Linked DNA regions of Homo sapiens: regions 1, 3, 4, 5 and 6 are each linked to region 2. A link is a contact called in ENCODE Hi-C or POLR2A ChIA-PET data. All regions are on one chromosome and are shown on one strand. The core of a region is the stretch at or near the end of the contact, and the rest is flanking DNA. Distances in the headings are between cores, read along the strand shown. Region 1 holds the start of UBN2 (ubinuclein 2). Region 2 overlaps ATP6V0A4 (ATPase H+ transporting V0 subunit a4). Region 3 overlaps TRIM24 (tripartite motif containing 24). Region 4 holds the start of ZC3HAV1L (ZC3HAV1 like). Region 5 holds the start of IFT56 (intraflagellar transport 56). Region 6 overlaps ZC3HAV1 (zinc finger CCCH-type containing, antiviral 1).

Region 1 (4,721 bases), core at 2,192-4,691, 480 kb before region 2:
GTGTATCAATCATTGCCAAAATTTATTTCTAAAATGCACTATTACCCTTTAGCCAGAAATGGTGACCAAATTAATCTTTCAGGATAGAGATGATTCCAATGCCAGTCATCATCCTAAACCATCTCAATCACAGCACTGTACTGCCTAGAGACAATAAGGTTAAAGGTTTAGCTAACCTGTGGTTTTGTTTTTCCTATTTTCCCAACATAAATTATTTAATTGTGCTTTCCTCATTAATACAAATAGAGCATAGAAAAATTTCTGATTATGTTCCAGTAAATCAGGGTTTTACTGTTCATTTAGTATTTAAGAAGGGAACTGATTTAAATGCACCCACATGAATGGTATCCATATGTAACACACCTTTTGTTGTTTGTTTTTTTTTAATAGCCCCACATCTACCAATTTCAGCATCTGGAGCTAAAATCTTATTTAGTGATAGATGGCTATTTCAAAAATGTGGAGCCCTTCCTTTTCTAATTCTTCTAATTTTGGGAACCACCAACTTTCCAGACCAATTCTAATGTTCGCATTTTGCTTTTTGATGGTCTCTCTTCTAGGATTTCCTTTCATGAAACCATGACAATTTTACTTAAACATATGTTTTCTATGCTTTCTTGCATAATAAGGATATACACTGGCAGCAATCACAGGAAAATGTGGCAAATCTTTGTTGCAAAGGTGATTATATACAATGGATTTTGTTTTGTTCAGAGGTATATGAAAAAAATAGAAGGTTGATATACGAGATAATTGGGCCAATAGACACCTATACTGTTAATAAGTATACAGAAAAATTAAATGGAATTTTTCCTCTTTCTCCTATTGCATGAAAGTAGTAGTTCTGGTGTTATCAAGTTAACAAAGCTAGGGTGTCAAACCTTTTTCTTTTTATAATTAAATGATACACATTATTAATTTGCCATCGTGTGAATATTACAGCATAAACAGAGACATAATAAAGGTCTTTGTATTTCTACTGCGACTTACATTTTACGTCATTTTGGCAGAATCCTCTAAACTATATGAGTTAATTTTAAGAAATTTTGTTTTACTAACAAATTGTATCACTATGGAAAGAAGTACTAATAAAATTACATACATTTGTAAAGTGAGGATAATAGTTTTTACCTCGTGGAGTTCTGTTGGACTACTAGAAAAACCATGTGCAGTGCTTAGAACTGTGTCTAGCACACAGTAAGAACCAGTAAATGTCGTTATTGCTATGTATTTTTATCCAAAGATAATGCTTTTCTCCTGTAATTTATGAAAATTACAAAAACTGCAAACCAACTTAGATTAGCAGCTCAAATACAATGTTTGAAAAATGCTCCAATCCAATATTTTTAATATTCTTTTGGGAAAAAAGTGACCTCAGATTTATAAAGAAGGGGCATTCAAGTGAGTCTGACGAGCAAAATGTTAGGTGGAAGTGACCAAAATGATCTCTACCTTTAAACAATTCATTTTGGTTGAAAACATTTTGTAATGATTTGACCACATAACATTTCTAAATAATGATCAAAACATTAGCTGGCCATGAAGTAAACAAAACCTAGTGAAATTGTTCAACATGATACTTTGTGACTAAGCAGTCAGTCATTTTGACCATAAAGGTAGTTGAAGATGAAAACAAAACAAGGGACTTCTGGAGTCCATTAGACTCAAGCTAAAGCAAAACCTAATAACGGGTATAATTGCTAAGCAACAGAGAAAACTGTTCTCTTTCCTTACTGTTAATCTATCATTTCCTTTTCTAACTTACTTCTGAAGATCCACCAACCCACAACAATAAAAATTACAATTACGAACATAACCCCTATCCTTTCTCCATTGTTCACCTCTTACATCAAAAGCATACCTATATATTTTCAATTATTTTAAAAAATTCAAAGCTGACATTTTTTTCATCATCCTCCGAAAATTACAAAGGCTGAATACAATATCCTTCTATAAACTAATGATAGTACACTTAAATAATATGACGGGTAGGTGTCAAATAAAACAGGAGACACCTTCCCATTCAATTACAATATGAACGAACTCCACAAAAAAGGAAAGCTAAAAAGGTTTTCCAATACCAACACGAGAGAAAAATTAGTAACCAGATTAACTAACCCACTTCTCCATTCCTAAAGTGGGATCCTTAGTCTCTGAAAACCTTTAATTATTCTTAAATTCCCTTCGATTAAGAAAAATATCACAGGCACGCAAGCACACCTCAGCAGCCACGGCGCCCAGCAAAACAAACAGTGATGAGGATGAGGATGATACGAGAGGGGTTACACAATCTCTGCTTCAGACTGGGGGGCGTGTCCCCCAAGGTTTTCTCTTCCTTTCTACTGGAACGACAGCTGTAGCGCCACAGGGAGAACCCAGCCACACGGCCTGCAGGGCCCCAGGATTTTGTGTGGGGAGCAGAAAGGAAAGAAGGAAAATCTGAGGTTCCGAAAGGTGCACAAGAAAACGAGCTCGGCGCGGCGTTGGGAGCGAGTGCCGGGGGTTTGGGGATTCGGCGCAGCCGGGTGAGAGCCTCGGCCACCCTGGGGAGTGGAGAAAGCAGCGCTCACCGCCCCGTCCACCCGCTCGGCCCCGGCCCCCCGCACCCCACCCTCGGGGCGACCCGGACGCGCTCGGTGGGCGTCCCAAGGTGCAAACCAGCTGGGGAAGGCGGCGGGTCCTGAGGCTCCCGGGGTCTGGGGCAGGAGGGAAGAATCTTCTGTACCCGTTGTTCTCCGCACAGCAGCAGCTCCGGGTAACTGAACTCCACGCAGCTCTCGTCGGTGGGGTCCTTAAGCACCAGCTCCAGGCGCACCGTCTCCCTCGGCGGCCGCGGCGGCTGCTCAGCCCGGGAAGCCGACTCCCGCGGCGGGGGCGGCTGCAAGGGCAGCGGCGGGAACGGCGGCGGCGGCTCGGGCCGCGGGGGCTCCCGCTGCAGCGACATGGGCGGCTCGGCGCGGCTGACCTCGCGCTGGGGGAGCGGCTTCTCCCGCGACGGGGGCTGCGCGTCCGAGCGGGGGGCAGGCTCCCGCGGGGCCGGCGGCTCCGCCCGGGCCGGCTCGCGGTACGGCTGCGGCTCCAGCCGGGGGGGCTCGCGGGGGTACTCGGGCTCACGCTCGGGCCCCGGGTACTCGGCCTCGCGCCGCCGCACCGGTGACAAGCTAATGAACGCTACTCTGCGCGGCTCCGCCATCCCCACTGTTCTGGCCCTCCGCTTTTGCTCGAGCCGGCGCTCGCTTCTACGGCGCGCTGCGTGCCTGCCCGCCCTTCCTCTTGCTCTCTGTCGCTTTTCTTCCCTCCACCACCCTCAGCCGTCTCCGCCGGCGCCACGGTGAGTGCGGACCGTGTCCCCTTCCCCGCTACTACGTTCTGATGGGCTTCACCGCCATCGCCAGGGTCGCCGCGGCCGCCATGTTGGATCCCCCACATAAATAGAAGCAGGCCGCTGAGCGGGCGCATGCGCACAGAGGAGACGCTCGCGTCCACTGTCGTGGCTGTTGCTCAGTTTTCCTCTTTTCCTCCCAACAGTCTGGAGTCCAGACAGGTCGGCGGAAGTGACGACATGGCTCGGCCTGTTTCCGTGGAAACGGAGACGCCGTCTGCACCCTTCCTCAAAGGGAGGGTTCTGGGGTTTCCCGAGCAGTTTACTATTCGCACCCGGAAACCAGAGGCGCTCCAGGAGCTTCCCGGGGCTAGCATCGGGATGGGACTGAGACCGACCTAGCCATTGGCGCCGGGTCTCCCGTGCTGGGTTCAAGGGAATTGGGGTTGTTAGCTGATTATTCAAGGCGGACTCTGGGCAAGGGTAGAGAGACGCGCCAGCCGTTGTGCCTGCCCGCCCTGTGTCCCCGTAGCCTTAAGTATCGAGGGAAAAAAGGAAGTGCCCAGCTTCAGCCAGACTAGCCCCAGCGGCTTCCCTCCCGAAAGCGCAGGCCTCCCCTTCCTCGACCTACTCCGGTTTCCCTCGCCCGGCCGCAGTGGGCGTTGCGTGGGGCAGGGTCATTAAATGTTCAATAACGCTTTGCAGTTGGAAAATTAACAAGCAGATGAGGAGTTCTGGGCTCATTCAGAAGGCCTAAACTGCTGAAATCATAGAAAACTTCTTAAGAGGGTTTAGTGGTATTTCAGGAAACGTACTGTTTATGAGAATGCTAAAGGACCCATTTCAGGATGGGGAAGGAATTGATTGGGCACGCCCCATAGGCTCACTTGTAATTAATTAATTGGAAGTCGGGTTTAAAAGGATAAGAATTACTGGCCATTTTAATCCATTGAATAAAAAGTAAATTTGAGGGCTCGCCCTTCACATCCTGAAGGGAATCCAAGCCTTCTGTTAATTGCATTAACTATTGAAAGCTCTTTTATTAAGTCAGTGTGACGTCATTGACAAATTCTGAGAGGGTTCCGTTTTTTCCTCTCCTGTTATTACTTTCCCTACTTGGACGAAGATGGTGATGAAATCTATGATTCCAAAGGTCTCTCCCAGCTCTAAAACCCTATCTTTTCTACTCGGCGCCATGTTTTACCTACATTATCTCCTTCCCTATTGCTCCTTTTCTGATTCTGAATTCGGGTCTCATTTTTAGATTGCCTTAGTGATACTTAAATGACCTTTCTGCCTTCAGTCTCTGTTCCCACCAGTCTTGAGACGGGGTCATATTAATGTCTCTAAAAGAGTTTTTATTATATCGTTCTCTGTTCTGGCTGCAACTTACCTACAA
Region 2 (4,769 bases), core at 1,939-4,438:
GGGATGCAGAATGCTTTGCAGCAAGAACTCACCTGTTTCCTTTGGAATATATTAAACACAGGTTTCGAGCCACTGTCTACCCTTGCCCAGAGCCTGCGGTGGAGCGCAGAGAGATGTTGGAGAGCGTCAATGTGAGGCTGGAAGATTTAATCACCGTGAGTGAGGGGTTTGGGCGCATGGTCTGATGGCAGCTGCAGGAGGGCTGCCTCTGCTGTTTTCATACAAGCCCTGCCCCCCAGGGCCCTTGCTGGGAGGCTGGCTGGAATGCTGGCTATGCCTTTCTGGTTGTGGCTGTGGAAGATTTCACAATTGGGAAACTGTTCGATAAGCTAGAGGGAACGAAGCTGTGTCTTAAGAATGCTTTGCCCAGGGTCAGATTTGACCACAGCCCTAGTCAGCCTTCAGGTGGCCACCCCGATCTGATAAAAGGCACCCTTTATTGCCAGCCTCGGCCTAGACGGAATCTATGATACAACCACCCAGCCAATTAAGTTGAACAACCAGTTTGACTGATTATTTTCCCACTGAATTGCCTGGTTGTTTAAGCTGATGGGTTAATTCTGTAAAAACAGTGAGTCTAGTTTCACCATGTGAACATTCATTCATCCCAAACTCATTTTCTTTGTAAAGTCTGTCACCATCCAGGGTCACTCAACACACTTATGATCAGAAATCTTTCTTCAATCACAGCAGCTTTGAAAGTAATCACTGAAAACAGCTGGGCCTCCCTCGCTGGCAGACTCTCATCAGTGCTAGAGTTCGATAGAACTTTCGGTTATGATAGAAGGTTCATGTGTCCTGTGCTGTCCAACACTGTAGTCACGAGCCACATGTGGCTATTGAGCCCTTGAAACATGGCTAGTGCCACTAAGTCATTTAGTTTGTATTTTTAATTTTAATTCAATTTAAATTTTAGGGCTGGGTGCGGTGGCTCATGCCTATAATCCCAGCACTTTGGGAAGCTGAGGTGGGTGGATCACTTGAGGTCAGGAGTTCAAGACCAGCCTGACCAAACTGGTGAAACCCCATCTCTACTAAAAATACAAACACTAGTCAGGCGTGGTGGCAGTCACCTGTAGTCTAGTCTCAGCTACTCGGGAGGCTGAGGCAGGAGAATCGTTTGAACCTGAGAGGCAAAGGTTTCAGGGAGCCGAGATCGCGCCACTGCACTCCAGCCTGGGCAACAAAGCGAGACTCCATCTCAAAATAAAATAAAAGGAAATAAAATACATAAAATTTAGTAGCTGCATGTGGCTGTGGTAGAAGTCAACTCAGTTTTAGATTCTGGACAAGTATGTTAAGAAATTAGATATGTGCCTCTTTCAAAACCCTTAGGCTAGCAGACAACTTTACTTTTCCAGAAAACCTGTGTTTAATTTTTTTTTTTTTTTTTTTGAGATGGAGTTTTGCTCTTGTTGCCCAGGCTGGAGTGCAGTGGCGCAATCTCGGCTCACCGCAACCTCCGCCTCCCGGGTTCAAGTGATTCTCCTGCCTCAGCCTTCCGAGTAGCTGGGATTACAGGCATGCGCCACCATGCCTGGCTAATTTTGTATTTTTAGTAGAGATGGGGTTTCTCCATGTCGGTCAGGCTGGTCTCGAACTCCCGACCTCAGGTGATCCACCCACCTCATCCTCCCAAAGTGCTGGGATTACAGGCGTGAGCCACTGCGCCTGGCCTGTGTTTAATTTTTTAATCCTCTCCATTACTTCTTTGTCACTTGTCAGGAACACTGTTTCCCCAAAGCCATTGAAGTCCTTTCCCCCCAATTCTCCATGCTTGATTTTATGAAAACGTCATGAGGAGAATGGAAAATAAATTCTGCTAGATGTGTGCTTACATTTAGTATGACGGGTTGCTGCTGTGTCGAGGGCTTCAGATGATCCCAGCTGAGCAGCTTCTGCAGGGGCAGCTTTCTCCTTTGGCTCAGTCCCTGCCAAAGATGAATCTTAGACACTGTCTGATGCTGAGGCATATAATTCGGGCTATGCTCTTTGAGGTTTCTGAAAGTCACCTCTGTGCTGAGGTGCTCTTGTCTCCTGGAAATCCCCAGGCCAGGGGGCATTATATTGCAAAGTGACAGGTAGTATTGGGCTTGTGAGATGCTTCGGTGGCCTCATGGCTCTCGTTAATCTTAGAGCCAGCATGTCTGTCTTACAGTGTGTCTCTTACAGAGGCCATGTGTGCTGAAAAAGATTACCCTGTTTGTTGTATCATCAAAACATAAAAATGATTCCATTAAATAAATTCTGTGTGGGCCCAATTGTCCATTCATTCCTTCATTCATTCACTTGTCATTTATTGGAGGGATTATGTATGTAAAGGGTTGTGGTAGATGTAGTAATCTCTTAGGGTTGCTGTAACAAATTACAGCAAACTGGGTGGCATAAGACAATAAAGATTTATTCTGTCATGGTTCTGGAGGCCAGAGGTCTGAAATCAAGGCGTCAGCAGGGCCGTGCTCCCTCGGAAGACCTGAAGGGAGCCCCCTCCTTGCCTCTCCCCAGCTCTGGTGCTGCGGGCCGTCCTCCGCATTCCTTGGCTTGCAAGTGCCTACTTCTCTGCCTCTGTTGTCACGTGGTATTCTTCCCTGTGTGCCTCTGTGTCTACGTTTCTTATCAGGACAGTGGTCATATGGGATTAGAGCCCATTCAAATCCAGTATGACCTCTTCTTAACCTGATTCCATCTGCAAAGACCCTCTTTCCAAAAAGGCCATATTCACAGGTATCAGAGTTCAGGACTCTTTTATGTGGACAATTCAACCCATAACAATAGGACAATGAGGAATTTAGAAGAAAAGGAAGATACAATCTCTGCCTAAGGGTTTTAGCCTCTAGCGGGGGAGATAAACTGCTCAGGAGAGTTCAAGGCCAGGTGACAGCCACAGGTCAAAGGAGCCTGCCAGAGCAGAGGAAGCTGCTGTGGCCTGTGACACTCCATTTTTGGCACCTTGTCAAACAGCTCTGTGAAGGTTCTCTGTTTTCCTGTGTGTTGTTTTTTGTATAGGTCATAACACAAACAGAGTCTCACCGCCAGCGCCTGCTGCAGGAAGCCGCTGCCAACTGGCACTCCTGGCTCATCAAGGTGCAGAAGATGAAAGCTGTCTACCACATCCTGAACATGTGCAACATCGACGTCACCCAGCAGTGTGTCATCGCCGAGATCTGGTTCCCGGTGGCAGATGCCACACGTATCAAGAGGGCACTGGAGCAAGGCATGGTGCGTGGCAGGTGGAGCCAGGAGGGGTCCGATGAGTCAGCCCCTCTGCTGGGCTCTCAGAGGGTGTTGGCCTCATGGGCCACATGAACTCAAGTGACTTGGTGGTAGGATTGCTTCCTTCATCTTTGTGTCTTCAGTTATCAACCCCACTCGAGGACATAAAAGAAATTCCTTTGTCTTTTCAGTGTTTGACAGTTGTTCACCATTTTTTGACCTTTTGTGAGTACGTATTGAGGTTTTTTTAAAAAAAAAAAAAAAATAGAATCTCGCTCTGTAGCCCAGGCTGTTGTGCAGTGGCACAGTCTCGGCTCACTGCAACCTCTGCCTCCCGGGTTCAAGTGATTCTCCTGCCTCAGCCTCCCGAGTAGCTGGGATTACAGGTGCGCCCTACCACGTCCAGCAAATTTTTGTATTTTTAGTAGAGACGGGGTTTCACCATGTTGGCTGGGCTGCTCTTAAACTCCTGACCTCAGGTGATTCGCCTGCCTCAACCTCCCAAAGTGCTGACATTACAGGTGTGAGACATCACACCCGGCCATACTGAGCATTAATGTGCCAGTCTCTCAGCTAGACTATCGTTTTGGGGGGATTTTGTCTTTTTTTTCTTATTAAAGATGGGGACCTCGCTATGACACCCAGGCTGGAGTGCAGGGCTGTTCACAGGCATGGGCATACTGCCCTACAGCCTCAAACTCCTGGGCTCAGGTGATCCTCCCATCTCAGCCTCCCAAGTGGCTAGGACTACAGGCACGCGCCACCATGCCCAGCTCCACTCTGCTAGACTGTAGATACCACCTGTTACCTCATGGAGGTTATAGTCTAGCTAGAAAGATGAATAACCAAGCATCTATAATAAGAGCCAAAATATGTAGATCGCTTGCGGTGTGTCCGAGATGGCTAAGCACTCTGTCCTCGTTGAGTTCTCACCGCTCCCTCCATTCATTCCTTAGACATTCCCTGTGTACTAGGAACGGATCTAGGGCTTACACACTGGCAGGCCAAGACCCTGCTTTGATAGACATTCTAGAAAGGGACACGGAGGCATGTCCGTGACTAATGAGATTTCAGGCAGTGATGAGTGGTGGGCAGGAAACCAAGCAGGGGACGGCGAGGGGCAGGATGGAGAGTGGGGGCTTGTTCTGATCACCGTTATTCACCCCATTGAAGGAGGGACCCCCTCCTGCCCTAAATAGTACAAGATGGCCGAACACATTACCCTGACACTGGACAGACGGGCTTGACAGCTGTTTTTAGTCACTCGTCTTCAGAGCCCAGGGGAGAAGGACACCGCACGCCATGCGGGCCACACAGGGCTTGCCCTCGGGAACTGCGTTTGGGAGCAGAGTGAAGCAGCAGGGCCGGTGGGAGGCAGGCTCTGCAGTGAACGAGGGTGAGGTGACCTTTGGTTCTTGCAGAAGGATGTGATTAGCTTGTTTGAATAATTTCACGGGGTGGGAGGAGTGAAGCCATTAGGTTGAGGAGTGGGTGGCATGCAGCTGGTTTGGCCGATGGGGAACTAGCTGGGTGGCATATCTGGTGACGGCAGATCT
Region 3 (4,521 bases), core at 1,289-3,788, 270 kb after region 2:
TTGAGACCAGCCCGACCAACATGGAGAAACCCCATCTCTACTAAAAATACAAAATTAGCCGGGCGTAGTGGCGCATGCCTGTAATCCCTACTACTCGGGAGGCTGAGGCAGGAGAATCGCTTGAACCTGGGGGTCAGAGGTTGCAGCAAGCTGAGATCACACCATTGCACTCCAGCCTGAGCAACAAGAGTGAAACTCTGTCTTAAAAAATAATAATAATAATAACTTTTTAAAAAATGAAAAAAAAAGTTTAAATAACCCAACAAAAAGAAAAAATAGGAGAGACTCAAACAAGTGCTTCACAATAGCTGAAATCTAAATGATGGATATGGAAAGTGCTCAACCTAACTGGTACTTAGGAAAAGCTTCTCAGATCCCAATAAGTTAACAGGAAACACCCACGAGGTTGCCAAAAAATAAAAAGATTGATAATACAAAATGTTAGTGAACATCTACATCTGAGCCAACAGGAACATACATGAACTGCTAGTGGGTATATGAGAGTTGGTAAGTTAACTTGAGCGTTCACCTTCTCTATGATCAGGAATTCTGCCTTACCGTATTTAAAAAAACAAAACAAAACAAAAAAACACCCACACACCAAAACCTCAGGACTCACATATACGAACAGCAGGATATATTAACAAGAATGTTAATAGCTTCATTGCTTTAAAAAGAGCAAAAAACAGGCAACATTTCCAATACACAGCAATAACAGAATGGAAAATTTAATTGTGGTATATTTGTGCAAAGTATTATATAGCATTAAAAATGAATAAACTATAGCTATATGCAACAACATGGATGATCCCTTCAATGTTAAATGAAGATAGGAAGAAATAAAATACACCAGCACCATTCCTTTCACACAAAGTCCCAAAACAGACAAAGCTAGGTTACAGCATTCACCATTACGTAAATGAAGGAATTGTTAACATAAAAGTGGGGCAGGCCAAGTGCAGTGCCTCACGCCTGTATTCCCAGAACTTTGGGAGACTGAGGTGGTAGGACTGCTTGACCTCAGGAGTTCAAGACCAGCCTAGGTAAAAGTGAGACCTCGTCACTACAAAAAAAAATTTAAAAACTTAATTCATGGCCCGGGTGCGGTGGCTTACACCTGTAATCCCAGCACTTTGGGAGGCTGAAGCTAGTGGATCACCTGAGTTCAGGAGTTTGAGACCAGCCTGGCCAACATGGCGAAACCCTGTCTCTACTAAAAACACAAAAATTAGCCGGAGGTGTTGGCGCATGTCTGTAATCCCAGCTGCTTGGAAGGCTGAGGTGGGAGAATCGCTTGAACCCGGGGGCAGAAGCTGCAGTGAGCTGAGCTCGCACCATTGCACTCCAGTCTGGGCAACAAGAGCAAAACTCTGTCTCAAAAAAAAATAAAATTAAAAAATAAAATAAATGCCGGGCGCAGTGGCACGCCTGTAATCCCAGCACTTTGGGAGGCCAAGGCAGGCAGATCACCTGAGATCGGGAGTTCGAGACCAGCCTGACCAACATGGAGAAACCCCATATCTACTAAAAAATACAAAATTAGCCAGGCGTCACATGCCTGTAATCCCAGCTACTTGGGAGGCTGAGGCAGGAGAATTGCTTGAACCCAGGAGGCAGAGATTGCGGTGAGCCAACATCCCGCCACTGCACTCCAGCCTGGGCAACAAGAGCAAAACTCCGTCTCATTCAGGCATGGTGACACACGCCCAGCTACTCAGGAGTCTACGGCTGGAGGATCATTTGAACCTGGCAGATAAAGGCTGCAGTGATCCCTGATTGCACCACTACACTCTGGCCTAGGTGACAGAGCAAGACCCTGTCAAAAAGAAGAAGAAGAAGAAAAAAAAAAGGTTGGACAAACGGTTAACTTCTAAGGGAAAGGGAAGGAGTGATAAAAATATAGCAGACAAGGAACTTTTGGGGTTACTGGCTATGTGTGTTTCTTGATCTAAGTGGTGGTTATATAATTATTCACTTAATATGTTAATTGTACATGTGTTTCCCTCACACTTTTTGAAAAGCTTAAGCATCCTAAGTTTTCAGTTCATGGTGGGGAGACCTCTTCAACAAAAATGAGAAGGCACCCTCAGAGGTAGGAAGGACAATTAGGAAGCAGCTGAAATGACCTCAGGAAATGAAGATAAAAAGAAGGCAACCGATTTCTGAGATGTAGAAAGGAGAATTGACAGAATTTGTTAAGGGAAGATTAAGCTTTTTTAAAAAGTCAAGGATGGAGCCTTAACTTTTAGTCTTCTTAATCCCTATTAAAATAATGAATTGGAAGGCCACTATGCTGAGATGGCCACAGCACCTTGGGTTCCTATTTAAGCAAAAAGAAACCAAACTCAAAGTGAACTTAAGCTTAACTAATCAGAAACCACCAACTAACCTCTAGTGACTTTATGAATCAGAAACTGCCAACTAGCCTCTAACTAGGTACTTTCTACTGTCTTGATGCCAAGAACACCTTATCAAAGTTTCCCTCTCCTGCCCCTTCTTTGGAGCACTGAGCCACTTGCTCAACTGATACTGCCCATTCATGAATCCCTGAGTTCTAAAATAAACAAAAACTAGCTGGGTGTGGTAGCATGCACCTGTTGTCCCAGCTACTCAAGAGGCTAAGGTAGGAGGATCACTTCAGCCCAGGGGATAAAGGCTGAAGTAAGCTGTGTTTGCACTACTGCACTCTAGCCTGGGCCGCAGAGTAAGATGCTGCCTCAAAAATAAATAAATAAATAAAAAGACAGGGTTTTTGCTATGCTGCTCAGGCTGGTCTTGAATTAGTCTCAAGCGATCCTCCTGCCTCAGCCTTCCAGAGTGCTGGGATTACAGGCATGAACCACTGTGCCCAAAACAAAATAATTTACCCTGACCTATAATATTAATCAATATACTTCTCAGTTTCCTTTAATTATACTAGTACATAAACCAATTTCTTTTTAAATTACAACATTCCAAGATTTATAAACCACAAGGCTTACCTGTCCAGCCTTACAGTGGAAAATGTAGGTAAGACCCCATCAAAAAATCTTTCCCTCCTTATCCTCCTGACATTTATTTCTATTAGTTTTCCAACAAATTTATAATTTTAGTTGGAAATCTGATAAATAAAACATGTTTATATATTATAAACATTTAATAATATTCACAACTGAGGTGCAGAGCATAGTACAGTATTTCCTTTCTCAAGCAATTTCATTCTCGAATTATCAATTGCCTGCATTTTAAAAATCTGCTTAGTTTTTAAGTATTTATCACTAAATCAGCAGCAAACTTTCCGACAGAACTGCAAACCCTTTTCAATATGTTCAAATATATCAGCTAATCAAACAGTTTTACATTTGTGCCCTCAAATGTATCCTTCTCTGAAATATGAAGTCCTTCATCCAGCTCCAAACCTTTTCAAGCCTGCTGCAAGCTGCCATCCTGGAGCTTTCCTTCATCATTATCCTGAGAATTTCTATGCCTAATGATATTACCACAAGTATCTGCTTGCTTTACCTCACATGAAACCTGAATAGTTTCAAAATACCAACATAACCACTAAAAACACACCACTGAATGCAATATAAGTTTTTTTGTGCTTACAATATAGCATACTAGGAATGCACAATCAATATTGTGATTTAAAAATCAGTTTCAAAAATCCTTTACTATGTAGGTAAAACTATCTGGTTGATACAGAACAACGTTCATTTGTTTTGTTTGCTGGGGAAGCAGGGAGAGTTACTTATATTTGTTCAGTTTCATAAAACATTTACATAGTTCCAAAGTCAATACTGTGAACCAGTTACATTTACAGAGGTCTAATTTTCTTCTCTAATTCCTTCCCAACTTTTTCTTGCCTCGCTAGCAGTCATTTTTAATTATTTATTCTTCTGTTGTTTGTTTTTTGAGGTGGAGTCTCTGTTTGTCTCCCAGGCTGGAGTGCAGTGGCCTGATCTCCGCTCACTGCAACCTCTGCCTCCTGGGTTCAAGCAGTTCTCCTGCCTCAGCCTCCCAAAGTGTGGGATTACAGGTGTGAGCCACCATGCCTGGCCTCCGTTGTTTATTTGTAAATATAAGCACATATTTTCTCTTTTTCTTATTGTCATGGAGATACTGTTGCTTTAGATCCTTTTAGTGGATAGAGCTAAGAAACACACACACACACAGAGACACAAAGGGTAGCATATAATACTCATTCTTCTGCACCTTGATTTCTACTTAACAGTACATCATGGAATTCACTCCACAGCAGTATTCATATCTTTTTCATTCCTTTTTTACATCGGCACAGTAATATACCATAGTTTATTCCACCAGTCATTTATTGGTGGTCATATCAATCTTTTATTATTATCAACAGTGCTACAGACAAATAACACTGTGCACGCCTCACTTTATTATTTTGCATTTGTATCTCTGAGATACATTCCTAGAAGTGGAGATTGCCAGGTCAATGAGGAAATGCATTTGCATTTTACTAGATATTACCAAATTCCCTTCCAGTTTTAGCATTCTGCATTCCCACCGGCAATA
Region 4 (4,558 bases), core at 1,292-3,791, 280 kb before region 2:
ATTGTTGGGGAGGAAAAACTTTTCCTGCACTCTCTTATGTTCAGTTCTGAGGGGCTGCAAATTTAACTGACAAGAGAAAAAACATATATGCATATGGCACTGCACAAAAGAAGTGATGATGATTTATTTACCTAACTTAATAGGGGAGAGAGGGGGGCAAAAAGGCTCCTATGGGAAGAACAAAGGGGTTTCTAGGGAACAAACAGGAGATAAGGAAGTTTGTGTTCATAGGGAAGTTGTTTATGCAGGTGCACGTGGTTTTCTATTTCATGTCCATAAACCCCTGGAGAGGGGATGAATGGCAACCTCACTCCCAGAAGATTCTGCTTTTACTGAAATAAAGGAAGCTTCAAGAAGGCTTCTTTTTGCCTCTATTGAATCTTACATGTCTTTAGTTTAAAATAATCCTCATGCCAATTTTAGGGTTGAGAGTGCATCCTCAAACCACCAATTCCCCAACATCCCTGGATGAAGGCTCTTCCTGGAGGTGTTGGCTCCTTGGTAATTCCAGCCTGCCTTTCCTGCTGGCTGCTTCCTCCTTCTGTTGGAAAAAGCTTAGGCAGAGAGTTCAGGAACAAATGCTGAGTGCCAAGGGGACGTAGGCTACTGCCTATTTTTCTCTTCCCCCACTTGCTTATTTAATGTGGGTATTCGCCAAGCTTCTTTCCCCCCGTCCCCCACCTTTTCACACTCTTCATTTTTGCCAGGTGATCTTATCAACTCTCAGTTACCTAATGCTCTGATGTCACGCAAATCTACATCCCTTCCCTTCTCATGTCCCTCAAGGTCTAGACCTGTATACAGAATACACCTGCCTGTTGAGCGTCTTACCTTGGGTTGTCCACTGCAAACTCTCAACATAAATAACACTGGGGTTATAGTCCCTCAAATCCTGTTTATTTTCTGTTATTCCCCACCTCGTCTTGCTTTTCTAGAAATCCATTCTTCTCATTGCTGCCAGGGGTCTTTCTAAAACACCTATCCTACAATATGGCCAGGTACTATTTTAGGTGGTAGGGATACAGCAATGAACAAAACAAGGTTCCTGCTTTCATGAGCCTGAATTCTATAGCTAAATATATAAATACACAATAAAGAAGAAAAATATCAGTGGTAAGTTCCATGCAGACTGGGGAGCTACTTTAGATTTGAGAGGTCAGGAAAGGTTTTGCTGAAGAGAAGACATTAAAGCTCAGAGCTGAATGACACACCTTGAGTGGCACTCAGGAGACATCCACACTTCCCAGATGAAAATCCTTTAGTGACTTCCCAAAGTTCTCGGGATATAAGTCCAAATTTCACAGCATGGCAGAGAAGGTCTTCTGGCATCTGGCCAGTTGTCTTCCTCTCTAGCTTCTTTACATTACATGACATTAATGCATTTAATCCTCACGAGCACCTTGCAAAATAGCAGCTAGGCTGGCTGAGTTCTCTGATGGTCTGATTCATCTTTGTACTGTCACTGCGTTAGTAGTTGGCTCAACAAACGTTCATGAAACAAGCAAGGTGTTGGACAAAAAGCATGGATGCTTAAGGCAGGTCTAGACTGGTGCTGCTCAACAAAAATAAGGTAATCCACATTTGCAATGTAAAATTTCCTCATAGCTACATTAGGAAAGTAGAAGCAACACATGAAGTTGTCATAACATTTTATTTATCCAAATATATCCAAAATATTATGTTTAACATGTGATTCATATAAAGTTAGTGAGATATTTTACATTCTTTTTCTCATTCTCAGTCCTCAAAATCTAGTGTGTGTATTTCACACTTATATCACATCTCAATTCGGACTAGCCACTTTCCAATAAAGCTCAGCAGGCCCCGCGGGGTGGCTCACGCCTGTAATTCCAGTGCTCTGGGAGGCTGAGGCAGGTGGATCGCTTGAGGAGTTCGAGACCAGCCTGGGCAACATGAGGAGACCCCGTTTCTACAAAGCAAAACAAAAACCAAAAAAATTAGTGATGCGAACCTTCGGTCTCAGCTACTCAGGAGGCTGAGGTGGGAGGATCGCTTGAGCCCAGGAGTTCCAGGCTGCAGCGAACTACGATAGCGCCACTGCACTCCAGCCTGGGCGATAACGTGAGGCCTTGTCTCCAAAAATAAAAATACAACAACAACAAAAAATCCCAGAAGTGCTCAGCAGCCACATGTGGCTAGTGGCCACCTCCCGCGAAGCAGCCCGGCCACTCACCTCCTACCACCTTTTACCTATTTCTCCTTCTCCGCAGGCCTCCCTAGCACTACCAGTTGTCTTGTTGGCGAGTCCTTTGTGACTCCCACTATACAAGCCCCTCAAGGCCAGGCTTCGCCCTGAACGGTGCCTGGGCGGAGCAGACGCTCCATCAACGCTGTCCCCGCCTGAGTCCACGTCCAGGGGATCCGCAGGCGCCGTACCCTGCTTCCACGCGCCGGGGCCGCCCCTCGCCCGGCCTCCCGCAGGCCCACCCCTCGCCAGGCCCAGGCCCATCCCCGGGCTGTTCGCTGGAAATCGTGGACGTGACTGGGAGGAGCCTGCCCGCCCCGGCTCGCTGCGCCGCGCGCACAGGGCCCGCGCCAGCGACCATGGCGGAGCCCACAGTGTGCTCCTTCCTCACCAAGGTGCTGTGCGCCCACGGCGGCCGCATGTTCCTGAAGGACCTGCGCGGCCACGTGGAGCTGTCGGAGGCCAGGCTCCGGGACGTGCTGCAGCGCGCCGGGCCCGAGCGTTTCCTGCTGCAGGAGGTGGAGACGCAGGAGGGCCTCGGGGACGCGGAGGCCGAGGCGGCGGCCGGCGCGGTGGGCGGTGGCGGCACCTCCGCCTGGAGGGTGGTGGCCGTGTCCTCTGTGCGCCTCTGCGCCCGCTACCAGCGCGGCGAGTGCCAGGCCTGCGACCAGCTGCACTTCTGCCGCCGGCACATGCTGGGCAAGTGCCCCAACCGGGACTGCTGGTGAGAAGGCGGCGGCGGGCGGGGACTGTGGGCGCTGGCCGCGGGCCTGGCCGTCCTGCTGGAAGCGGGAGCGACGGGAAGGGGGGCTTCGTCCTGCCCCGGGCCGGGGACGCGGGGCTGGACGACCCCCTCCCGCAGGCCTTTCCTGGGCGTCCTCCCCCGCGCTTCCAGCAGCTGGGCGGAAAGGCGCGAAGGTCCTCTCCATGGAGACGTCTCAACCGCCCACGCCAGAAAAGTTGCTGCCCCCGCCCGCCCCCCCGGATCCTGCGCGACGCGGCCGGGTTAAATCCGGACTGGGACTTCGGAGCTCACTTATTCTGGTGATATTTGGCGGGAGGTGGGGGGCGTGGGGCGTCTGAGGATCCCATGAGATCCCTGGACCCTTTAGCCGGAAATCGCTGCTCCCCCATATCCACACACTTGTGCAGAAGCGGGTCTGCGCCCTCTAGGTTTAACAGCGCTGAGCCAGTCTCACCCCAGGAAACAGGGCTGGATGGCTTGGGTGAGGCCCTGTGGTTCCTGACTGCCAGAGCTGGGGTTCGGGGCTGCCTCCTGACCCCAGGCTGTGCTTCACAGCCCCGAATTTTCCTTGGTTGTCTCTAGCCACACACCCCGCCAAAGCGGTGCTGGGGATAGGGGCGCTTTCTTTTTAACGTTGGTGGACTGTGGCAGCTGTTGCCGGGGAGAAGGCCAGGTGCAGTCGCCTACGGAACAGATGTGCATCCTCAGGCGAGGTGGGCGACCCTTGGCTTCAAAGCATCCCTACTGAAAATTCAAATGACCCTGGGAGAGGAGTTCCTTCAACCCAATTTTCTTATTTTCCATCAGTGCTTATTAGGCCATACTATCCCCGGTTTCATGAAAATTACTCAACTTCACATGTATTAAATACATTGAAAGCTGCTCAAGGCAAGGAATTGGACAGACTGGTCCTTCTTCACCTGGGCATCTGACCGAGGGCTTTGTTCTTTTAGGTCTACCTGTACCCTTTCCCATGATATCCACACACCTGTCAACATGCAGGTCCTGAAAAGCCATGGACTTTTTGGTCTCAATGAAAACCAGCTTCGGATCCTGCTTTTGCAGAATGACCCCTGTCTTTTACCAGAGGTGAGTCACCAAGGAGTCACCCTCATGTCACATTTGCTACAAGTACTTTCCCCATTTATTTTTCTTTTGGCTTTACATATTAATTTTAATTGCCTTCGAAGCAACATGATTCAGTTTCAAATGCTTTAAAGGTACCCTTTATAATTGCTATCATGGCGAAATAGTACGTTTGTTTCAGTTTAGCCATACACAAAGAAGTTTTAAAAACAAAATAGTACAAATCCCAAGAGAAAATTGGAACATCAATTAAGACCACCAATTAAAAGCAAGATTTTCTAATCTAGCACAGTGATGCTATCATAGACACCTCCACTTGGCCAGAAGAGGGATGGGAAGAAGGGGAGATGTTGAGAAAACAGAGGATAGTTCATAATTGTGGCCTGATTTTAACTCTAATGCATTTCAGCGTCTAGAAAGGAAGATAGCCACAAGACTAGAGGTAGGAGCTGGAGCCTTTGGTGCAGGTGGCAGAGGCTGCTCTCAAGGCAGCAGAATCTGTACCCAGAAGGCAGTCCTGG
Region 5 (4,427 bases), core at 1,827-4,326, 380 kb before region 2:
CAAACCATAGCAGTTTCCATTCCCATGCAGCAGGGTACTCCAACTAACAACCTAAGAATGTGAGCAAAGAGCAGAGCCTCCCTGCCAACTTAAAGGCAGTCTGGCCCTGTAATCCCAGCATTTTGGGAGGCCAGAAGCAGGAGGATCCCTTGAGCCCAGGAGTTCAAGACCAGCCTGGGCAACATGGTGAGACCCCTGTCTCCACACACACACACAAATAGCCAATCAAACGAAAATTAGCCAGGTATAGTGGCACGTGCCTGTAGTCTCAGCTACTTGGGAGGCTGAGGTGGGAGACTCGTGTGAGCCCTGGGAGGTTGAGGCTGCAGTGAGCCACCATCACGCCACTGCATTCCAGGCTGGGTGACAGAATGAGACCCTGTCTCAAAAATAAAATAAAATAAAGGCAACCTGGTGTTATGCAACAAGGAAAATGTGGTCATTGTCTTAGAGAAAAAAGAGGAAAACAGACTGATGAAAATAGATATATACATAGCACTCAGTCCACTGATTCACAGAACTAGAAGGTTCTTCCATGCCAACTCCCCCACTGTAAAGATGAGAAAGCTGATGCCCAAAAAGCTAAAAAACACGCTCAACACCAGAGTACTTAGTAAGAAGGCAAACTAGGCCGGGCGCGGTGGCCCACACCTGTAATCCCAGCACTTTGGGAGGCCGAGGCAGGTGGATCACCTGAGGCCAGGAGTTGGAGACCAGCCTGGCCAACATGGTGAAACCCCATCTCTACTAAAAATACAAAATATTAGCCAGGTATGGTGGCAGGCACTTCTAATCCCAGCTACTCAGGAGGCTGAGGCAGGAGAATTGCTTGAACCAGGGAGGTGCAGGTTGCAGTGAGCTGAGATTGCGCCATTGCACTCTAGCCTGGGTGACAAGAGTGAAACTCCAACTCAAAAAAAGAAAAAAGAAAAAAAAAAGAAAGTGAACTATTTGTGGAAGATGGAGAAATATATGTAAACCTAATTATAACAATTATTAAGGGTAGATTCAGAGTAATATGGACAGAGTAGCATTTTAAGAGAAATGAGTGTGGTACAACACAACCAGACCATGCTGTCAGAACTCTTCATTCTTTGGTGCAACCCTTCACCCTCCTATAACATGTGTTTCCCACAAAGCAGTTTTTTAAAGCACAGTCTCCTGGGACCATCTCCATCAGAAGCACTTAGACTACTCACCTTAAAATGCAGATTCCTGAGCACCTCTGCAGACTTACAGCAGGAGCCCAGGAATCGATATCTTATTAAGTACCCTAGGTAATTCCAATGTATATTAAAAGGTGAGAACTACTGCCATGGAGATTTGAAATATTTTCTGGGGCTATATTTTCAACCGTAAGCATGTTAGAATTATTTAAGTTTGATCAAAATTTTAGAACACATAATAGGAAAAAATCATACATTGGTCAAGGGTTGGGATAAGCAATGTGTGAAATGACATTGTATAAAAGGTCCCTTCATATTTTTAGATTGTAATCACTGTTGGTGAACTAGACATACTCAAAAGTGGCCCTCAAGAAATAAGTTTTGTTTTGTTTTTTTTTTTTTTTTTTTTTGAGACGGAGTCTCGCCTTGTAGCCAGGCTGGAGTGCAGTGGCATGATCTTGGCTCACTGCAACCTCCGCCTCCCGGGTTCAAGCGATTCTCCAGCCTCAGCCTCCCGAGTAGCTGGGACTACAGACACGTGCCACCATGCCCAGCTAATTTTTGTATTTTCAATAGAGACGGGGTTTCACCATGTTGGCCAGGATGGTCTCGATCTCTTGACCTTGTGATCTGCCCGTCTCGGCCTCCCGAAGTGCTGGAATTACAGGCATGAGCCACCGCGCCCGGCCAAGTTTAGTTTTTTAGTTCGTTTTTTATCAGGTTTATAGCTAACTTGGAATCTGGAATCTGTGCCTGACTAGATTTACAGGGGATTTGTACAGGAAGCCCCAGAATGCACCCACCTATTTCAAGAGCATAGCAAACAGCATTCACCCAAGCATTCATCTACAGTCTGGTATTCATACACTAAGAAGCAACGTTCTTTGGGCATTACCTCCAACAGGGTAATAGCTCCAGTGAAATCTCTTTTTGAAAGTAGCTCCTCTAGTTTTGGAATCTTCCTACCTTTCTTCTTTCTTTTGTCAGTGTGCTGTACGCCTCTGCCTACAGCAGGTTTGGCCCTTGAAAGCATCTGTAAAAGAAACAAAGACAGCTGTATGGTCCAATTCTGATTATCAGATTTAAACTGAGAGTGACAGCTCTGTAATTTATAAGTCAAGGCCGGGCACAGTGGCTCATGCCTGTAATCCCAGCACTTTGAGAGGCGAAGGCGGCGGATCACGAGGTCAGGAGTTGGAGACCAGCCTGGTCAATATGGTGACACCGCATCTCTACTAAAAATACAAAAATTAGCCGGGCGTGGTGGCATGCGCCTGTAGTCCCAGCTACTCGGGAGGCTGAGGCAGAAGAAACGCTTGAACCTAGAGGCAGAGGTTGCAGTGAGCCAAGATCGCGCCACTGCACTCCAACCTGGGCGACAAAGCGAGCCTCCATCTCAAAAAAAAAAAAAAAATTATAAGTCAAATCCTTAACAACGAACCCCAGGGAAGCCTATTCAAACTCGTTTTGTAACAGGTATTCTACTAGAAGAGCCATCAGCCAATACTTAGGAAGGACCAAACAGCTACTCCCAACTTTTATCTTCTCTGGCTAGAGATGCTTTCGCATTGCTTCTGTCATCTCAGCTTTCCCTTCCTCTGCTTCCCATCCCACGAGTGGTTTAAATGTGAGTAAACGGAAAAGCAGGAGGGAAGAAAGCACCGAGGTATTTACAGTTGCATCCCTGTCCCCCGTGGGAACACAGGGAGAGCTGGGGATTACTCTCTGCGGACACACCTAGACTTCACACAGAAGTGTGCTGGGAACCTCTAATCGCCAGCCTCAGGACCTACTCAAAGTACTCCCTTACTATTCAGAGCCACTAACCATCTTGACGTCGGTCTTGTGAGTCCCCACCACACAGCGAAGGCCGCGCCTCAGCGTTTCGCCGCATCCACACAGCACGTTCTGTCTCCACGGTAACCCCGCCTGGACGCTGGTACGAACGGGAGAAAAGCTCGTTGGAGAACCAGCGCCCGCGGCTTCTTGGTTCCGTGCAGCTTCTGCCGCGGAAGAGCCGAGGTTCCTCTTGGGAGGAGAGCGTCGTTCTCTGGGCTGAGAGCGAAAGTTTGGTTGTCTCTATTTATGAGTTTACTTTAGGAAAAGGCGAATTGGAATGGCATTGTTTTTCAAATGCAAGTTTTCTGGGAAAGAAATTTTCAGGGACCACTTCTGTTTGGGGCCGTGTTGGACTCCATAGCAACCCTTGACTATGTGCACCGCAGAATCTTGGTCTCTGGCTGGTGCGGGAAGCTTAGAAAATTTCTGCTGAAGGAGTTGTAGTTCTGTGATTTGGAAGCAGGAGTGCACCAAAATACAGTTTCCTATTTCCACAGATACACCTACACACAATAGAGAACTGTAATAAATATTTGTCGATTGGATGACTTAATTTATCTATCTTACTCCTGAACCCAGTTAATACAGGGGCAACCACAGTCTTTAAATTCACGAAATCGTGGAATGTTAGAGTTGGAAGGGACCTTACAGGACCTCTGGTCAACCCCTCAGAATTAACAGACTGAAGAACTAACATCTTGTTAGTTAACTAATGTCAGCCTAAAATAACCAAAAAGCTCAGGGATCCAGTTGAAAGAGTTTATTCAAGTGCAAAGTGTGAGGGCGGCTATCCCGGGAACCACTGACAGCAAAGAATGGTGATCAGTGCTCCCTGATGCAGGGAAAGGTGAGGGTCATTTATATCACCAAAAACAGGAGTGCTGTACGTAATTACAGCATTTTCTAGATGAGGCTAACGTACACAGAAGATTCAATTCACTACTATTGATTACACTGTAAGGGGGTTGTTTAATATTCTATTGTAAAGAGGTAACAATCACAAGGGTCTCTATCTCCAACGTCATTTAGTCTGAATAAAGAATAAAAAATCTGGTTAATATATAACATCAACACAAAGATCAGGAAGCAACAGTCATGCACCAGAGAAGAAAAACAGCCATGTTCTGTGATTTAGTTTACAGGGCTTAACTTTTCCCCTTGGCATAGTACGTTTGGAAAGTGCTGAAATTTTCTTTTCACATTTTCCCCTTTTCTTCAAAAGCTTTCAGAGAAAGCATTATAGAAGAATTATATTCTCAGGCCGTGTATTTGATCAAACCTCATGTCACTAGGAAGGCCCCTTCCTGGCAGTCACATCCCAGGGAGGAGGGGAAATTGGAAAGGACCAAGTCCGAATTATAAAGCAACAAGAGAAAGTAGTTCTGGAACCTGATTCAGGCTACACGGCTGCCTCTTCAATCA
Region 6 (4,392 bases), core at 937-3,436, 320 kb before region 2:
CGTGGTGGCACATGCCTGTAATCCCAGCTACTAGGGAGACTGAGGCAGGAGAATTTCTTGAACCCGGGAGGTGGAGGTTGCAGTGAGCCAAGACTGCGCCATTGCACTCCAGCCTGGGCGACAGAGTGAGTGAGATTCTGCCTCAAAACAAAAACAAAAACAAACAAAAAATTTGCAAATGGGAAAACTGCGTGAAGTAAGTAAAAACATATAAAAAATTAACCCCCAACTGACTATTGGGTACTGGCTAAAGGAATGCAAAAAATACAAGTCAGATGGGGATGGAGTGAGATTCGTTAAGAGAATCTTTCTGGAAGAGATGAACTGTAGGCCAGGGCTTCAAGGAAATAAAGGCTGTTGCCTCTGCTGGAGAGCATTTTGGCTTCATACACTTGGGGGGGTGCAGAAAGGGTAACTAAATTTCTGGTTACCTCGAATTTCTATCTGGGTGGAGTGACTTTGGGGGCAGTGGGGAATTTTTGTTTCCTTTTCTTTTTCTTTTTTTTTTTTGAGACAGAATTTCACTCTGTCACCCAGGCTGGAGTGCAGTGGGGTGATCTCGGCTCACCGCAACCTCCACCTCCCAGATTCAAGTGATTCTCCTGCCTCAGTCTCCCGAGAAGCTGGGATTACAGGCACCCACTACCATGCCTGGCTAATTTTTGTATTTTTAGTAGAGACAGGATTTCACCATGTTGGCTAGGCTGGTTGTGAACTCCTGGCCTCAAATGATCCGCCTGTTTCGGCCTCCCAGAGTGGTGGGATTACAGATGTGAGCCACCACACTCTGCCTGAATTTTTGTTTTCTGATGAGTCTCCAAGGTAATGAAGGAACCTGGATAATGGACACACAGCAGTGTCAGCTGGTATAGATGGAACCTGTCTGGCAGGGGGCAGGGCAGGCATGGATGGGGAAAGCTGGCAGTGAACTTGACTGAATTGGTTAGAATCCCTGCTCAACAGTCCCTCAGACCCCTTCTTTGTCTTTGTAGGTAGCTGCAGCAAAGTCCACTTCCATCTGCCTTACCGGTGGCAGATGCTTATTGGTAAAACCTGGACGGACTTTGAGCACATGGAGACGATCGAGAAAGGCTACTGTAACCCCGGAATCCACCTGTAAGTTGGTGGCTGTACTCTGGCTTTCAAGAGTCCAACATTATCAAAGGGAAGCATTAGTGCTAGGCTCAGGGGAAAAAGAAAAAAACACTTTTCCATCAGAATCCCATTCGAGTGTGAAATACCTCTTGAGATAAAAAATGGCAAATGCCTGCCGAGTTAATGAAGGAAAACCACAGCTGGGTGGGTTTGAGGTCACACTGAGCCTGGCTAATACCAGAGATCCTGGGAATGTTTGCTAACTCAAATGAAACAAACAGTGACATGATTATTTGTTTAGTTGACAGTTGTCTGTGTCCTGCAAAAAAACACAGTTCAGTGTCCGGCTCGTATCCTGATCAGTTCATCACAGAACTATTAAAAGTACTAAATGATTTAGGACAAAAGAGCCTTTGGCTTAACTTCATAATTTAAAAACACGGTTTGAATAATTTCATATAGTTTTACTGTAGAATTTTGTTGTATACTTTAGCATTTAATACCTCCCTTATGTTTGCTATTTTCTCTAGCAAGGCATCTAAGAGGGTACCTTACATTTCTGCTTCTGGCCGAGCGTGGTTGCTCATGCTTGTAATCCTAGCACTTTGGGAGGCTGAGGCAGGAGGATCACTTGAGCTCAGGAGTTCGAGATCAGCCTGGGCAACATGATGAAACCCTGTCTCTACCAACAATACAAAAACTAGCCAGGCATGGTAGCACGCACCTGTGGTCCCAGCTACTCGCTACTCGGGAGGCTGATGTGAGAGGATCACTGGAGCCCAAGAAGTTGAGGCTGCAATGAGCCGTGATTGTGCTACCACACTCCAGCCTGGGTGACAGAGTGAGACCCTGTCTCAAAAATAAATAAGTAAAAACATTTCTCCTTCTGGAAGAGCTGAAATGGGTGATACCCATATGACCGTATTTATCTATGGTGTGCAGGGATATAAGAAACATCCCAGTTTTATAAGGAAATTCTTAAGGGGGAAAAGTTACATTACTTTTCATCATATGAGAATTTAGTGATTTGAGGGTGGAGATTCTGTGTTGCTGGATTTTTACCACTAGAGGGCGACATGAGCTACTTTCTGGTTGCTAGGTCTATATTTCCGCTCCCAGGCAAGTGGAGAGCCGGGTTTCTCAACCTCAGCACTACTGACGTTTTGGGCCAGATTCTGTTTAGCACTATTCCTAGCCTCAATCCACAGATGACAGGAAGCACCACCCCCCCACCAGCCCCACTGGTTGTCCTAACCCAAAATGTCTTCAGATGTTGTAAAATACCCACTGAGGTCAAAATCGTTCCTGATTGAGAACCACTGATCTAAGAGGTCTTTCTTAGAGCAGCAATTCTCAAACTTTTTGGTCAGAGGACTCCTCAACACTTAAAATGTATTCAGGATCCCAAAGAATTTCTGTTTGTGTGGAATATAGCTATCAATATTTACCATATTAAAAATTAAAACTGAGAACAATTATATATTTGATTCACTTAAAAATAAGAATAAGCTTGCTATATGTTAACATAATGAACATGTTTCATGTAACTATATTTAATACTATATACATATTCATGTATATCCATTTAATATACATACCCAGGTATATAACTGTGTGTATTTATTTACATATTTATATATAATATTTATATGGATAATTATAAAATAACTGTTTTCCAAAACAAAAAATTTATTGAGAGGAGTTTTATATTTTTGCAAATTAATGTCTGGCATAATAGAAGATAACTAGATTCTCATATCCGCTTCTTTATTCAACCTGCTGTGAAATCATATATTGTGTAGCCTCTGGAAAATTTCATCGTGTATTCCTGAGAGAATGAAAGTGAAAAAAGCAAATAATGTTTAATGTTATTATGAAAATCACTTTAACCTTGCCAATTTTCTGCAAGGGTCTCCACATTTTGATAACGATTTAAATAATAATAAATAATTTTAAAAATGGACCAAATGCGAATTTCTAACTTACTTTATAACATTGAGCCAATCAGGAGTTTTGTGGGCACAGTTTTATTTTGGGATATTTTCTGAGGGAAGAATACATTATGTAACACCATTAATTATGTGGTGCAGGCGAGTCACTTTCCTCTCTGCGTTTCCGTTTTTCTTTTATGTGTAGGACCTGGAGCCATGGAAAGAAAACTTGAAGATCTATTTTAGCCCTGAAAGTTTAATTCTGTGCTCTCATTAGGGAAGACGAGATTGTAGAAAACAGGGGTCAATGAAGCATTATGTTAACTTAATACTTTTCTCTCTCAGCTGTTCTGTAGGAAGTTATACAATCAATTTTCGGGTAATGAGTTGTGATTCCTTTCCCATCCGACGCCTCTCCACTCCTTCTTCTGTCACCAAGCCAGCCAATTCTGTCTTCACCACCAAATGGATTTGGTATTGGAAGAATGAATCTGGCACATGGATTCAGTATGGAGAAGAGGTGAGCACTGTTCCTCCTTGTAGGGGGCTCTTGTTTAAACTTGTCAACTTAAAAAGAACACTGTTGGCTGGGCACGGTGGCTCATGCCTGTAAGCCCAGCACTTTGGGAGGCTGAGGCAGGTGGATCACCTGAGATCAGGAGTTCGAGACCAGCCTGGCCAACATGGTGAAACCCCATCTCTATTAAAAATACAAAAATTAGCCAGGCGTGGTGGCAGGCGCCTATAATCCCCGCTACTCTGGAGGCTGAGGCAGGAGAATCTCTTGAACCCGGGAGGTGGAGGTTGTAGTGAGCTGAGATTTCGCCACTGCATTCCAGCCTGGGGGATGGATTGAGACTCTGTCTCCAAAATAAATAAATAAATAAAATAAAAAGAACACTATTAATAAAATGTTTGAAGCCTACATGGTTACCCGTGGAGTGTGGTAGAGGAAGTGGTATTTTTTTACTTTGTACACAGCTATATTCAATTTTTTTTCAGCAAACATGTACTCCAATTGCAGTCATACATTAAAGTATATATTAATTTTTATTTTTATTTATTTATTTATTTTTGAGATGGAGTTTCACTCTTATCACCCATGCTGGAGTGCAATGGCGTTATCTTGGCTCACTGCAACCTCCATCTCCTGGGTTCAAGCGATCTTCCTGCCTCAGCCTCCCGAGTAGCTGGGATTACAGGCATGCACCACCACCACACCCAGCTAATTTTTGTATTTTTAGTAGACATGGGGTTTCAACATGTTGGACAGGCTAGTCGTGAACTCCTGACCTCAGGTTATCCGCCCACCTCGGCCTCCCAAAGTGTTGAGATTACAGACGTGAGCCACTGCGCCCGGCCATAT

The links. A loop is a pair of places that touch in the nucleus more often than their neighbours do. ChIA-PET counts read pairs that join two places held with the same protein, here RNA polymerase II (POLR2A). Pooled maps may share reads with other maps.
Region 1: a map of CD4-positive, alpha-beta memory T cell shows a loop between it and region 2 (12-fold over the local background). The contact joins the promoter of UBN2 here to the enhancer-like site in region 2. A Hi-C loop is called at or near these places in 2 of 168 maps with a recorded cell type or tissue (CD4-positive, alpha-beta memory T cell and naive thymus-derived CD4-positive, alpha-beta T cell) and 7 of 50 pooled maps. POLR2A ChIA-PET finds 5 or more read pairs at or near these places in 1 of 52 experiments (OCI-LY7).
Region 3: a loop to region 2 is called in a pooled map, with 2.3 times the contacts of the local background. The contact joins two enhancer-like sites. A Hi-C loop is called at or near these places in 7 of 168 maps with a recorded cell type or tissue (CD4-positive, alpha-beta T cell, CD4-positive, alpha-beta memory T cell, CD8-positive, alpha-beta T cell and 3 more), 2 of 37 single-sample maps with no recorded cell type and 13 of 50 pooled maps. POLR2A ChIA-PET finds 5 or more read pairs at or near these places in 4 of 52 experiments (CD4-positive, alpha-beta memory T cell, CD8-positive, alpha-beta T cell, Caco-2 and 1 more).
Region 4: a map of PC-9 shows a loop between it and region 2 (2.5-fold over the local background). The contact joins the promoter of ZC3HAV1L here to the enhancer-like site in region 2. A Hi-C loop is called at or near these places in 2 of 168 maps with a recorded cell type or tissue (PC-9 and naive thymus-derived CD4-positive, alpha-beta T cell) and 6 of 50 pooled maps. POLR2A ChIA-PET finds 5 or more read pairs at or near these places in 2 of 52 experiments (MCF 10A and activated T-cell).
Region 5: a loop to region 2 is called in a map of CD4-positive, alpha-beta T cell, with 4 times the contacts of the local background. The contact joins the promoter of IFT56 here to the enhancer-like site in region 2. A Hi-C loop is called at or near these places in 3 of 168 maps with a recorded cell type or tissue (CD4-positive, alpha-beta T cell and naive thymus-derived CD4-positive, alpha-beta T cell) and 7 of 50 pooled maps. POLR2A ChIA-PET finds 5 or more read pairs at or near these places in 1 of 52 experiments (activated CD8-positive, alpha-beta memory T cell).
Region 6: a pooled map shows a loop between it and region 2 (6-fold over the local background). The contact joins two enhancer-like sites. A Hi-C loop is called at or near these places in 1 of 168 maps with a recorded cell type or tissue (PC-9) and 8 of 50 pooled maps. POLR2A ChIA-PET finds 5 or more read pairs at or near these places in 2 of 52 experiments (HEK293 and activated CD4-positive, alpha-beta T cell).

What each region holds. Positions count from the first base shown.
Region 1 is chr7:139,229,957-139,234,677 of GRCh38, reverse strand. UBN2 (ubinuclein 2) reads right to left here and starts at 3,441. Exons shown (of 18, transcript NM_173569.4): 1 at 2,726-3,441. The coding sequence starts at 3,193. RefSeq lists silencers at 2,225-2,484, 2,431-2,650, 2,861-3,110 and enhancers at 3,281-3,420, 3,501-3,660.
Region 2 is chr7:138,751,075-138,755,843 of GRCh38, reverse strand. It overlaps ATP6V0A4 (ATPase H+ transporting V0 subunit a4), which reads left to right. Exons shown (of 22, transcript NM_020632.3): 10 at 62-155; 11 at 3,007-3,219. Among named protein-coding and RNA genes, the nearest start is that of TMEM213, 45 kb to the left of the region's middle. Within about 2 kb of position 3,188, at least 8 of the 41 ENCODE cell types and tissues checked have a DNase peak (open chromatin) inside an H3K27ac peak, as active enhancers do; they include CD4-positive, alpha-beta T cell and PC-9, where a contact is called at or near this core.
Region 3 is chr7:138,476,693-138,481,213 of GRCh38, reverse strand. The region is part of intron 1 of TRIM24 (tripartite motif containing 24); the gene reads right to left. Among named protein-coding and RNA genes, the nearest start is that of TRIM24, 19 kb to the right of the region's middle. RefSeq lists enhancers at 1,048-1,608, 1,609-2,169. Within about 2 kb of position 2,538, at least 3 of the 41 ENCODE cell types and tissues checked have a DNase peak (open chromatin) inside an H3K27ac peak, as active enhancers do; they include PC-9, where a contact is called at or near this core.
Region 4 is chr7:139,034,025-139,038,582 of GRCh38, reverse strand. It overlaps ZC3HAV1L (ZC3HAV1 like), which reads left to right and starts at 2,541. Exons shown (of 5, transcript NM_080660.4): 1 at 2,541-2,930; 2 at 3,905-4,040. The coding sequence starts at 2,566. It overlaps LOC107986852 (a long non-coding RNA gene), which reads right to left and starts at 2,400. Exons shown (of 2, transcript XR_007060557.1): 1 at 2,212-2,400; 2 at 1,633-1,930. RefSeq lists silencers at 2,249-2,458, 2,709-3,228 and an enhancer at 2,215-3,134.
Region 5 is chr7:139,132,427-139,136,853 of GRCh38, reverse strand. IFT56 (intraflagellar transport 56) reads right to left here and starts at 3,076. Exons shown (of 18, transcript NM_024926.4): 1 at 2,994-3,076; 2 at 2,062-2,199. The coding sequence starts at 2,996. RefSeq lists enhancers at 3,060-3,239, 2,957-3,251.
Region 6 is chr7:139,073,010-139,077,401 of GRCh38, reverse strand. ZC3HAV1 (zinc finger CCCH-type containing, antiviral 1) reads left to right here. Exons shown (of 13, transcript NM_020119.4): 6 at 993-1,116; 7 at 3,372-3,546. Among named protein-coding and RNA genes, the nearest start is that of MIR10399, 31 kb to the right of the region's middle. Within about 2 kb of position 2,186, at least 18 of the 41 ENCODE cell types and tissues checked have a DNase peak (open chromatin) inside an H3K27ac peak, as active enhancers do.